Regions from separate parts of the Homo sapiens genome. Here region 1 is linked to region 2. A link is a contact called in ENCODE Hi-C or POLR2A ChIA-PET data. All regions are on one chromosome and are shown on one strand. Each heading gives the region's core, a stretch centred on a gene start or an enhancer-like site at or near the end of the contact. The rest is flanking DNA. Distances are from core to core; before and after follow the strand shown. Region 1 overlaps PUM1 (pumilio RNA binding family member 1). Region 2 holds the start of LINC01778 (long intergenic non-protein coding RNA 1778).

Region 1 (6,562 bases), core at 710-3,209, 100 kb after region 2:
CTGTTTCTACTAAAAATACAAAAATTAGCCGGGCATGGTGGCACATGCCTGTAATCCCAGCTACTCAGGAGGCTGAAGCAGGAGAATCGCTTGAACCCAGCAGGCAGGTGGAGGTTGCAGTGAGCTGAGATCGTGCCACTGCACTCCAGCCTGGGCGGCAGAGAGAGACTCAGTCTCAAAAAATTAATTAATTTAATTAATTACAAAATGAATAACATAGACATACATAAACATACAGACAGACACAAACAGAGATTCATGGCTTCTGTTCTGAAATTTGAGCCATGCGTCAGTCACAATAATATAAAACTCCCTAACTGGATCCAAATTGTGTTCTTGACAGTTAAAGTTACCTGTTCAGATGGCTAAAGGCTTTCATTAATGTTTTTGGAAAAGACATTCAGGATTCTTTCATCTGCCACTTTTCTAAAAACTTTTTTTTTTTATTCTGATGAGTCATTCTTCGAAGTTTGCATTTTAAAGATTTAAACATTTCTAAGGCAGAAAGCCTGTTAGGTTTTCACCAAAAAGGAGTCTTGGAGCATATTTACTTAGTATTGGGAGTCAATCTTGTTGAGACTGTGGATTAAGTTTTAGGTAAGTGACAGGGGAGAAATCCAATTTTTTTCCAATTAGTCTCAGGCGGTTGCTTTTATAATAGCCAAGTTGTGTGCAAGACCAAGATTTGCATTTAGTTGTTGCAGATACTCCTGGCTCATTTGAAGATCTTTTAAAGGAAGATAGTGTCCAGAATATTCAAGCATTCAGATGGAAAAAGACAAAAGATCAAACAGCCATGCAGATTCAAAATAATTTTTTTTTCTTTTTTTGAGATGGAGTCTTGCTCTGTCACCCAGGCTGGAATGCAGTGGCACGATCTCGGCTCACTGCAGCCTCCACCTCCCGGGTTCAAGTAATTCTTGTGCCTCAGCCTCCTGAGTAGCTGGGATTACAGGCGCCTACCACCACGCCCAGCTAATTTTTGCATTTTTTTTAGTAGAGATGAGGTTTCATCATGTTGGCCAGGCTGGATTTGAACGCCTGACCTCAGGTGATCCGCCCGCTTCGGCTTTCCAAAGTGCTGGGATTACAGGCATGAGCTACCACGCCAGCCTCAAAATAATTTTTATGAGTGTGTTGTAAAGATTTCTTTAGACAGGCTTTTTTTTTTTAAGTCATTCTGTCTTTGGGAAGCTTCCGTGTACCATCGAACAATGCATCTCATTGTTTCTTAAGTACTCAGGATCATCTTTTTTTAATGTACCCATAGATGAATAATTTCATCTAGAGTAAAACTTCCCTATTGTGGCCACTAGAATTGTAAGTTATCTTCCTGAGGCACATCCATTTCACTAGAATGGCACAGGTTCTGAATCTTCAGGTTCTAAACATAAAGTTAGCTGGAGCTCCAGACAGAGGAGTTTCAGACTCCCCAGATTCTGATGAACACACAATGCCCTGTCCTTCTAAATATGTGCTTACTTGAGGCCTCCAACTGGACCCTGTTCATTTCTTGTCAAATACCCACTTCAACCTCCAGATCCCAATCTGGATTCCAGTCTGGAAGTCCGTATACTAGACTGGACCTAGTCCAGCTCCTGTCAAACACCCAGTTTCACCCTAGTGAAAATTGCAAGGGCCCCAACATAGCAAGGAAAAATTGGAGGTAATGATAACTCCTATTTATGGCTTACTGTGTTCCCAGCCCTGTGTGTGCCAAGGGCTTCCAATATACCCTGTGAAATAAAGCTATTATTAACTCCATTTTACAGCTGAGGAAAGAGAGGAAGGCAGATGACTTACAAAGGTCACAAAGGGCCAGGCAGAGCTGGGATTTGAAGCTCAGTCATTAAAATAGACTCGGAGGTGTGCGTTGTTTGAAAGCTTGCTGCAAAAGCCAGGATGTGGCCCCAGAAAGAGGCACCAGGGTTGCATTAACAGAGGCAAGGGGCTGCCTGTGTGATGTGTCTTCCTGTGTGATCTCACACTAGCCCTGTGAGAGTGACAGGCCTGGTCTACCACTCCAGGTGATGGCTGGAGAAACCACGGTCCAGAGAAGTCAGTGATTTGCCAGAGATTACATAGTCAAAGGCAAAGCTGAGGTTCATGAGCCAGGTCAGTGACCATACCCTCTCACCCCACACTCACCATACCCTGACACCCTGTGTGTGTTAGGGCCTAGTGCTATGCACTGCAGACGCTGGAGGAAGCAGGAGGAGAGGGAGTGAAGAAGGGAGAAAGCTTAGTTTCAGGGCAGATGCCAGACCTCTGGTCTCTGGGTGGGATTCCTGACTACACTCCTGAGCCCTTCAATCCAGGGGAAAGCCATCCCAACCCTGACCTTGAACCCTTAGGCCTCCATAATACTCGCTTTAGGTGGCAGCACCCTCGTGTGGCTACAGATGGTAACTACATAAAGTTACAGGTTTCCTCCCTCAAAAGGATGCCTCACTCCCCAGGGCCTCACCCTTCTGCAATCCCTCTGAGCCTCAAAAAGAGAAGATGGCCATTCATGGGGCTAATGGCGGGTGGCAAGGGCAGGATGACATGGACAGGGCACTGGGCTGGGAGTCAGGAACCCTCAGATAAAATCCTCACTTGGTTACTGACTGCGGGGCTTAAGTCTCAAACTCCTCATCTGTATAAAGGGCTGAAACATCTCTCCCTGACTCCCTAAAGCTTTCTACAAGGACCAATGGTATCTCAAATACAAAGTACTCTGTAAACTGTAAAGCACTGTGAGAGGGTAAGGGTTATTACATAAACTGAGGAATGCACATTGGAGGGACTCTGGAAGAGAGACCAAGAATGCCGGTACCCAGTGTGTGACGACAGCCCGGGCCATAGAATCCTTGGGACGGACTTGGTAGCAGAGTAATGGTGGTCAGAAGAGGGGGTGGCCCAGAGCCCAGGCCACTCCATGAAACCCAATCCTGCAGATGGAGGGGTCTGCCCCCATGCCCACCCCCTCGCATGATGAACTAAGGGGAAAGCTTTATTGATCAGAGTTGGTCTATCAAAAGACTTGCATCAGATCCTAGGACCTATTTCCACATCTATGAGATAGGGACAGCCGCATTCTTCACAGGGCTGTTGGTTCCCAGAACAGTTGTTGAGAACATGTGAAAACCATCTCATGTGTGACTTGACGCAGAGTCGGTTCACAACAAATGACATTATTATGTAAACTAATGAACAAAGATAGTTTTGTTCATCAAAAACTGTGCAGGGAAACTGGTATCATTTATTACACCAGTGTGCTGGACACAATTTAATTGCCATAATTTCCCATGACATGACAAGAGAGCCACTTTACATAGATCTGTTACCTTTGGTCCACTTCCAGCAAGGAATTTGGTGAAAGATGAGGTGAACTAACTTGCCCAAGTGCACACAGAGTGGCGAGACCCACATGTGACCCCAGGTCAATCTGACTGGAATCATGCTATCAGAGCAGCATGGACTGCAGTTCCCAATGCCCGCAGCATGCCACCTCTGCAAGCGCCATGATGGCTACTGCAGTGGGGAATGCTGGGAAAGGGCCCCAACGACAGCTGCTGAGGCAAAATCACATGCTGGACTGGAAACCTGCATCCCCTCAGCTTCCTTTTCTTCTCCCCCTATTCCCAGGGCCTGTTAGTGATTAGCCCTTCCCCTTGAGGGGCCCATGTGAAGTTCCTTCAACCATCCTGACGCTCCACTTCCAGACACCAGCTGGTGTGGGCTTCCACCTGGCCTCTCTGGCTGGACCCAGCCTGTAACTGCCAACACTTACCAAATCTGCCCCTGGAGCAAAGTCGGTGAAGAAGGGCAGATGGCATCCTCAGGCTAGGGCCACGGGCACAATTGTGAGCTCCAGCCTCCTGTGTTACAAGCTAAAAGAGGCTCCCCAGTCTGAAGAGATGAGCATGCTCAGACATTGGACTGCTTGGCAGGCCTCAGTAGTGGGCACAGGTTGGCAGGGAGCAAATGGAGCAGCCCAAACAGAGGAAACGCGGAGGAGGAGAGGCCCAGACAGACGGTGCTGTAACCCAGACAGCTCATCTCAGGGGCCCAAGGAGAATATTCTGATGTGCAGAGTTGGAAATCTGGATTTGTATGTGCAGTATCTTGATTCTGAATGCACTGGGCAGGCTGAACCAAACATCTTTGGTTTAAATTGGGCTCAAAGAGCCATTAGTTTGGCACCTCTCCTCCCACCCTCACAAAACAACAAAACAAGCAGAAAGAAGCATGAGCAGGAAAGGGCTGTCCTGGGGAACTACACTGGGGGTGGGGTGGGGGGAGAGGTTAAAATAAAGCACAAACCCAGATTCCAAAGTTCTGTATTTTTCAAAATAAAGATCACACATTGTTTAGAGACAATCTACACAAGAGTTACAAAAAATAGTTGCCCAGGCATAAGCATACACAGGTTTGTTAATTATACACATATGGTTACAAGTGTGCTTGCAAAAAAGTTCATTGGAAATATACACAAGGCTCTGGAAATGTACACCGTGTAGTGTTACAATTCTATATTCAAACAAGGAAAATTGACAGTATGTTACATTCACTTACAAGTAGACAAAATGCAAAATACAGTTCATCTTCTGTACAAAAGGGAAGGGCGATTCACACTTTACAAGGTGAGAGGGGCTCTGATTGTAAGGAAAGCTCGGGCAAGGCTAGACTTTTGCACGTCCTTTTGACTGTCACAAAATCAAAACATTACTTTTTTAGGATTAAAAAAACACTAGTGAGAACTCAATCTTGAATAACATTTAGAAAGAATCTCGCTATACTTGAGACTAGATGACAAATAAAACCAAGCTATTTTTTTCTTTTTAAACATTAACTAGGCTGTATAAAGAACATTTATTCCTTCAAAAGAAAAAAATTTACTTCTGGTTGAAATTACAATTTACAATATACAACACTATATGCTACGACCATAAAAGGTGAGAATATACACTGAATGCACAGGGCTGGCTAATTCTCTTTTCTTACCAAAAAACGTGTTTATGTTGATTCAAACTTCTCCACATTTACATTACAGGTATACAAATGTACAATTGTACAATCAAAAGTATGTTCGACTACTAGGGTACATTATAGATACAGATTAGACATCAAAACAAGAAAATACTACAAATTTGTATATATGCAAAGTCTACACCAAGTATACACTATATATTTATAGAAGCAAGACCAAAAGCAGAGTTGGATTTTTTTTTCTCATGCTAAATAATCAGATTTTACCTTTCAATGTTAATAGAAAAAAATCCAGTAGGCAGTAAACAATCACACCCGCCCAGCCTCAAAAGACGTTCTGGGTGCTCGCATCTCCTCCTCACGAACAGCCTTCTTCAGCATAATATAGTCTCCAAAAAAGGCATTTTTTAGAATTTCATAAACTTAATGTCACAAACTGAAGCTTTAGCAACTCTGAAACCTTTTTCATTATATATATATATATATATATATATATTTTTTATAAACAGTGTTAAATGCCAGTTTGGGGTCATTTAACTACAATTCAAACTTCTCAGGTTTTTTTGTTTTTGTTTGTTTTTTACTAAAATGAGGAGGTGGGGAAGAGCTATTTGCAAAACTTGCCGGCCAGGCAAATGAGCTAAAAACCTTTTCCTTTTTTTCTTTTTTTTTTAAAGCTTTTTTTTTTTGTTAAACCAACCACCCTGAAAGTTTCCACATGTGAAATATAGATACAACAGTGAACAAAATATGTGGCCTCCCATGTACATTGGTTACCTATGTACAAGTATCCTATACACCAGTAAAACAGCAGGGCAATTAGTCAATTAAAAAAAATAGTACATGTTATGTGTAATAAAATTAAATTTACAAAGGCTTTTCCACTCGTGGATTTGATTCCTTTTTTGGAGGAGGGAGTAATCCTGGAGCAACCACTTGCCCGTCTCAGACTCTACACTAGAACATTTCTGGTTGCTGGTTGGATTTGCCAGTGGGCCAGTGAGGTCAGCGGGAATGAGGGAACAGCGGGTGACACTGCCTCAGATGATACCATTAGGGGGGCCACAGATGGGCCCTAAGTCAACACCGTTCTTCATGTAGTACTTCTCCAGCTTGGCCAGAATGTGCTTGCCATAGGTGTACTTACGAAGAGTTGCGATGTGGGGCCGGATCTGGGGAGGAAAGACAGTCTGTGTTACATGGCCTGAGATGAGACTTGGGGGCAGGCTTCCCGGACATGCATTTGCATGTCATGCATCACACACACATACACACACACACACACACACACACACACACACACACACACACACACCCCTACAGCAATACCTTTCACTGGCTCAGCCCAGTCCCCTGACTTCTAGCACTTTGGCAACCCATCAGATGAGGAGAGGAGCTCCTACCCTGAGTGGTGCCACAGGGCCTGAGGACCCTGGAGGCTGGGTGGCCATGGGCCACTCCCAGGACAACACATGGAGAAAGTGCATCCTAGCTGGGAAAATACACTGCCCACTACCCGCCAGCTGCACAGTGCTTCCCTGCAAGCATGAGCACAGGCCCCTCTGGCCCCATGCACGGCATCCAGGCT
Region 2 (6,475 bases), core at 3,554-6,053:
TCCCTACCGACGTGTGGGGCAGGAGACCCCTGGGAGACATCTCCCCTCATTTTCTAACCTTTGAGTCTGCAACTCTCAGATGTTTCTTGGGATACCTTAGAGGACCAATGATCTCAAAGAGCTTTCCCTTCCCCATGCCTCTCTTCTTCCTTACAACATCTGGACAGAGGAGCAGCTGGGCTCCCAGAGGAAGCGCAAGACCTGCAGCCCCTCCACTGACAAGGTCAGGGCTCAGGGTCTCAAACAGAATCCAAGACTCTTTCTCTGCTTGGCCAAAGGTCAGAGGAATTAGCCTTGGAGTAACTAGTTTATGAGGCCTTGGACAGGTCACGGGAGTTCCTCATTCTAGCAAATGGAGGTGAGTTATTGGTATTAGGTTGCTCTGAGGTCTAAATATGAGAATACATATAAAGCAGCTGAGGATAACAAAAGGTATGGTTATTAGGGGGCAGGAATTGGTCCCTATTCATGTCAGGGAATAACAGAATGCAGCTTACAGCAGTGGTTTTCAAAAAAGCACACATTGTCCTTTCAGCCACTAGATTGCTGGTTCTCAAGCTTTAGCCCCTGGGGGAGGGGGAGCTGTTGAAACAGACTGCTGGCCCCACTCCCCTGGAGTTTCTGATTCTGCAGCTGCTCTGGCGTGGGGCCTGAGAATTTGCATTCTCAGACGTTCCCAGGTGATGCTGATGCGGCTGGTCTGGAGTCCAGGCTTTGAGAAGCACTGCCCTTGATCACCAGTTCTCAACTGTGGCTGCACCTTAGCGTGGATCAGGGGGATGCCTCAGCCAGCTCTGAGTCCTGGGTCACACTCTTGGAGATTCTGAGGGTACAGCTCCGACACTGGGAGTTTTCCAAGCTCCCAGTTGATTCTAATGTGCAAGCCCAAATTGAGAACCGCTGCCCTGAGTAGAGGGAGGAGAGCTAAACGGGCCTCCTCGTTGAGTGGGCCCGCCTGTAGCATCTGCCACAACCACCAGCCACTAAGAGCAGGCAGCTGTGGGGAGGGGTTTGAGAAAGCCCTATCATTGCTAACAATAATAAAAGCTAACATTTCTGAAACGTTCACATGGGCCAGGCACTTTCTTCAATACTTTATATCTAATAGTTCATGAAATCCTCATAACAACCCCATGAGATGATAATGGTATTATTTGCAGTTTACATTTCAGCCTGATATACAAGGAAGTCGGGTCACTTATCAAAGGTCAAACAGCCAGAAAGCAATGGAGTCAGGATTTGAAAACAGCATACCCACCTCATTTCTTTTTTTGAAACAGAGTCTCGCTCTGTTGCCCAGGCTAGAGTGCAGTGGAACCATCTTACCTCACTGCAACCTCCACTTCCGGGTTCAAGTGATTCTCCTGCCTCAGCCTCCGGAGTGGCTGGGACTACAGGCACATACCACCACACCTGGCTAATTTTTGTATTTTTAGTAGAGACAGCATTTCCCCATATTGACCAGGCTGGTCTCGATCTCCTGACCTCAAGTGATCTGCCCGCCTTGGCCTCCCAAAGTGCTGAGATTACAGGTGTGAGCCCCCACACCTGACTGGGTCCTAGTTCTTGACCACTGGGCTAAGCAGAATGTATTTATGATTAATTATTGTGAAATTAAAAAAAAGGTTTTGTGGGAGAAAAACTCATTTTGTGTCTACTCTTTGCTCTGGAAGCTTTTCAGGGGCATTGGGCCAAATATGATACAATGCTGACTTTAAAATATCTGATTTACCTTTTCCAAAGCACATTTGCAGATGTGATCTTATTTTGACAGCCCCAACAACATGATCTCTCTCTACCACTCTTCCCTCAACCCCTGCTCCAGTGAAATAAACAACTTCACCATTCATTTCAACTCACCCAACATTTACTAAGTATGTACTTTGTGCCAGCCACCAGGCTACAGCTTGAGGACATAGAGATGTCAAGACCGTGAGACTCAGAGAGGCAGTGACCTGGCCAGGGGTGAGTTAAAGGCAGAGCCTGGGCCCGGCTCATCTAATGCTCTCATCTTGGAGGAGCTGAGGGATGAACAGGAAAGGAAGGTGGTCCTGCAGGAGCTGCAACAGTGTTCTTGCCTGCTTTGGGACTGGCATGGCCTCTGATGGCTCCTGGAGAAAAGACTCCAAGTTGGGAGCTGGCAGGAATTAGAAGAGGGGCATGAATGCCCAGGCTTAGAGCAAGAACTTATGAGCTCCTGCTCAGACAAAAACCTTGGCCCAGCTCCTTCTGGCCTCCACGTACCCTCACCCCTTCTCTACCCCCAGGCAGGCAGCTTTCCTATCTAAAAGGGCAATTACTCCAAGCAACCAGGAAGGCCAGAACCAGGGGACAAATTTCCCAACATGACTCTGGTCTGGACTTTAACCTTCAAATGACAGTCTATTCACAATCCTTGTGTCTGTTCACAATGTTAACATGTAAATGTGAACATAGTCAATAACCACAATTTTTGTTACCCTGTTAGGGCACATCTCTTTTTTTAACCATATCCAGAGGCCTTAAAAAACAGAAGTGGTCCAGGTCACTCTCCACCTCTGACAGGCTCTGCTGAGAGATCAGGGGACAGTGGCCCAGAGAGGAATGACTTGCCCGAGGTCACACAGCAAGCCAGTGTCAGAATCCACAAAAACCCAGGACTTCTGACTCCTACCCAGGTCTCCTTGGGGTTCAAAAAGACCCCCTCACCAGAGAAACCTGCTCGTAAATGTCCCAGTTCTTTCTTTTTCCTTTATTTATTTATTTATTTATTTTTTTTTTTTGGGACGGAGTCTCGCCCTGTCGCGCAGGCTGGAGTGCGGTGGCGCGATCTCGGCTCACTGCAAGCTCCACCTCCCGGGTTCACGCCATTCCCCTGCCTCAGCCTCCCGAGTAGCTGGGACTACAGGCGCCTGCCACCACCCCAGCTAATTTTTTGTATTTTTAGTAGAGACGGGGTTTCACCGTGTTAGCCAGGACGGTCTCGATCTCCTGACCTCGTGATCCACCTGCCTCGGCCTCCCAGAGTGCTGGGATTACAGGTGTGAGCCACTGCGCCTGGCCATGTCCCAGTTCTTAAGCAGCTCATGTCTACTTACAGCGTCAGCCACCACCTTTATGCAGGCCACCCCAGCCCAGACCTCTCCCACCCAGCCCCACCCAGAGGTCTCACAAGCATCTCAGATGCTGAGGCTCCAACTCTGAACTAACCACCTTTCCCTTGAAATCTACCCCACCCGTATTCCCTCTCCCCCAACCTTTAGTTGCTCAAGCCAGAAACATAGGTGTTACCCCAAGCAGATTCCTCTCCATCACCCCCACAACCTCCAGTAAACCAGTAGGGCCCATCACTTCTACCTGTCCTTTACCTTTCTTGAACCCATCCCTTTTCCTCTCCCTTCCACCACCACATGAAGACGACCTCATCATTTCAGCCCTCATCCATCAGAACCTCTCCCCTTCAGTTCACGCTTTTCTTCGACAAGTGTGTGAACACTCACTGTGGGCCTGGCACTCTACCCTGGGCTGGGGTGCAGCATTGAGCAAGACAGCCAAGATTCTGTCACCGGCATGACTGCACGAAAACCACTTTGACCACACTTCTCCCTTGCTCTGATCCCTGGGTGGCTGCAAACTGCCCCTGAGTTCAAGTGCAAACTCCCTCATGCAGGTATTCACATTCCTGGACCTTCCAACCACCCCTGATCCTTCCAGATGGGTCTGTCATTGTGCCCTGCCCAGGCTGATCCAAACAAGCTTTTGGCCATCCTCCCAAACACCAGCTCAAAGACCCCCTCCTCCACAAAGCTTCCCTGCCTGAGTCAAGCACCCCACCTGGCAGGGTGAGTTTTGCCTTCTTCTGGAATCCCATTGAAACCCAGGATTTGTGTGCCTGCCTCCCAGACTGGGCTGTGATTCCAGGCGCTCAGGGGACTGAGCCATCGCCAAGCCCAGAACCTGGCACTGATGGGCATCAATGTGTTGTGTTGATGGATGGACAGACAGAGGGGTGGGTAGAGCAAAGTCCAACTGCCCTTTTCATTCACTCGGCCCAGTGCCTATGCCTTTGTAGTTTTCTGGAAGTCCCTCCAGCTGTCTAACCTCCCCTGCTGGCATTATGGAAGCTCATGCCCAATTGTTCTCTAAATCTGTCCCCTTCCCTTCCCCAAAGCCCAGACCGTCCTGCCTTTCCCTTGACTGGGCAACAAGTCAACAAGAACAAAGGTCTGGTGAGGCCAACCAGGGAAAGGCCAGCCCGGGCCTCTCGGGATCTCAAGCCCTCGGCCTGTGTGTGTGCCAGAGCTTCCCACAGACTCGGGAAGAAGGTGCCGGAGGCTTGCCGGGCGGCCTTGCGGTTTGAAGCAGTGAGTCACCTTCTGGCTGCAAGTCAAGGAACTCTCACTGCGCCCTTGTTTGGACAAGACGAGGAGGCGCACTCAGAGTCAGAGACCCCGGGGCAGAGACAGGGGCAAGAAGAAGGGGCCACCGAGACCCCAAGAGAGTCAGGGAGACAGACGCACCAAACGACCGACACAACCAGGGACAGGTACGGCACGCAGAGAGAGAGGAGAAGGACAGAGGTAGCCAGCCCAGAACTGAGAGGGAGAGCGGGGAGCGCAGGGAGAGGAATCGCGCCGCCGGTGTAGACAGCTGGGCTCCCTGCGCATGCTCTGTCCTCCCCCTCGCGGCTCCCACCGCAGGCCCGGACCCAGAAGTGGACAAAAATGGAGCCAATGGGCTTCCAGACCGGGACATTACCTCACCAGCACCGGCTGCCATTGGCCGGCGCCCCCGCCGGGGCGGGCTGTTGCTATGACAGCCCAGGCCGGCGTTGCAGAGGGATGTTCGGAGGAAGCTCCGGGCGGGAGAGCCGCGTCCACTCCTCTTTCCAGACTATGATGGGGCCCAGGGACCCCTCCCCTCCGACTGAGCCCCATAGACCCCCTACTCAGGCCAGAAGGGGAAAGCTGAGCTCCTGCTGGCCCAGGCATCAGAATTCCTGTAAAGACGCCCATTCGGCCCTCTCCCTCAACCTGGCCCACAGTCCCTTGCCAAGACCACCCCGCCCCCACAACCTGGAACCACACACTCATCCATACACCCTGCAAACAGCAATGAGCACCCTCCAGCATCCAGGTGCACCTGGGCTCTGCAGACGCAAAGATGAGTCCACCTCCACCCCTGCCCTCACAAAGCCCCCCACCCCCACAGTCTGATCAAGCAAGCAGTCCAGGAGAAAATGGCAAGGCAGTGTGTTAAGGATTAAAATAGAGGGAGCACGGAGGTTGTGGGAACACAGAGGAGGGGTCCCTATCCAACCTACCGAATCAGGAGGACTGCTGGGAGAAAGGGATACAGAGCCAGGACCTGAAAGAGCCAGATGAGGAACGGTGGGGAAGGGATTCTCAGCAGAGGGGACAGCCTGCGCAAAGACTGGAGGCAGTAAAAAGCAAGGAACACTCGAGGCACTATGGCAGGAAATTAGATGGTGGGGTTCGGGGTGTTGGAGAGGAGGAGGAGTTTAAAGTAAAGCTGAAAGGGGAAGCAGGAACAAGATCCCAAAGGGCTTGAATGTCGTGCTAAGGGATCTTGGACCACATTCTCAGGCAGTTGGGGGATGGAAGGGGAGAGGGCTATGATTAGGTTTGCATTTTAGGAAGATCTCCACTCTTGCAGCTGTGTGGAGGATGGGCTGGAGGGGACTAGGAGACCAGTCATTGCAGGGACTGGGGAAAGTCAGGGCAGGGGGGACTAAGGCTACCCGAGCTGGAGTAGAGATGGAGAGACCCAAACTCAGGAGGAGGTGTAAAGGACGTGGAGCCATAGTTCAGGTGACTGAGGAGATGGCACCAACTCACCTGGGAGGCTCTGAGGGCTTCTCTGGCAGCCAGATAGGATCACCGCTCTCCTTCCATATGATATTTGTGTCAGCTTGTGTATGCAACTTTCGTTTCAAGAATCATGCTGCATTGAAAAGATGTCTATCTCTTTTCACATCTCCCCACCCTCTACACACACACACACACACACACACACACACACACACACAGAGGCTGTGATTCACCTCCGTTCCCAGCACTCAACACAGAGCTTCATCCCAAGTACGCTTCCACAAATCCAAACCCCCATCAGCCCCCTCCCCATTACCCTTACCCCAGCCTCCACCCACCCCTCCCAGCCTCTGCACTTCCTTTCCAACCTCCATGCACCTGCTTCCCATCTCTTTAGTCATGTCGTAGCCACCACCTAGGAGCTGGGACTGCCCCCCTGCTCACCATGTCTGCCCTTCCTATCACCCCTCAGCAGGGAGGAAAAGTTGCCTATCTGTTGGGTCAGATTTCTGAAGACTGATGAGGCCCATTTTCTGGTAAGCGGGGTCATTACAGTGCAATCATTGGGTTGTTATGAGAATTAAATAAGGTTTGTTGCCTGGCACATGTAACTATCCAATCAATCAGCTATAGTAATGGCATTATTATGGGTGTTAGAGGAGGAT

What was found. A loop is a pair of places that touch in the nucleus more often than their neighbours do. ChIA-PET counts read pairs that join two places held with the same protein, here RNA polymerase II (POLR2A). Pooled maps may share reads with other maps.
Region 1: a loop to region 2 is called in a pooled map, with 3 times the contacts of the local background. The contact joins the enhancer-like site here to the promoter of LINC01778 in region 2. A Hi-C loop is called at or near these places in 3 of 168 maps with a recorded cell type or tissue (DLD1, ascending aorta and chondrocyte) and 12 of 50 pooled maps. POLR2A ChIA-PET finds 5 or more read pairs at or near these places in 9 of 52 experiments (BJ, H1, HCT116 and 6 more).

What each region holds. Positions count from the first base shown.
Region 1 is chr1:30,927,197-30,933,758 of GRCh38, forward strand. PUM1 (pumilio RNA binding family member 1) reads right to left here. Exons shown (of 22, transcript NM_001020658.2): 22 at 4,310-6,146. The coding sequence ends at 6,015. Among named protein-coding and RNA genes, the nearest start is that of SNORD103A, 5.3 kb to the right of the region's middle. Within about 2 kb of position 1,960, at least 4 of the 41 ENCODE cell types and tissues checked have a DNase peak (open chromatin) inside an H3K27ac peak, as active enhancers do.
Region 2 is chr1:30,819,849-30,826,323 of GRCh38, forward strand. It overlaps LINC01778 (long intergenic non-protein coding RNA 1778), which reads left to right and starts at 4,804. Exons shown (of 3, transcript NR_146732.1): 1 at 4,804-4,980; 2 at 6,283-6,346. RefSeq lists an enhancer at 4,029-4,531.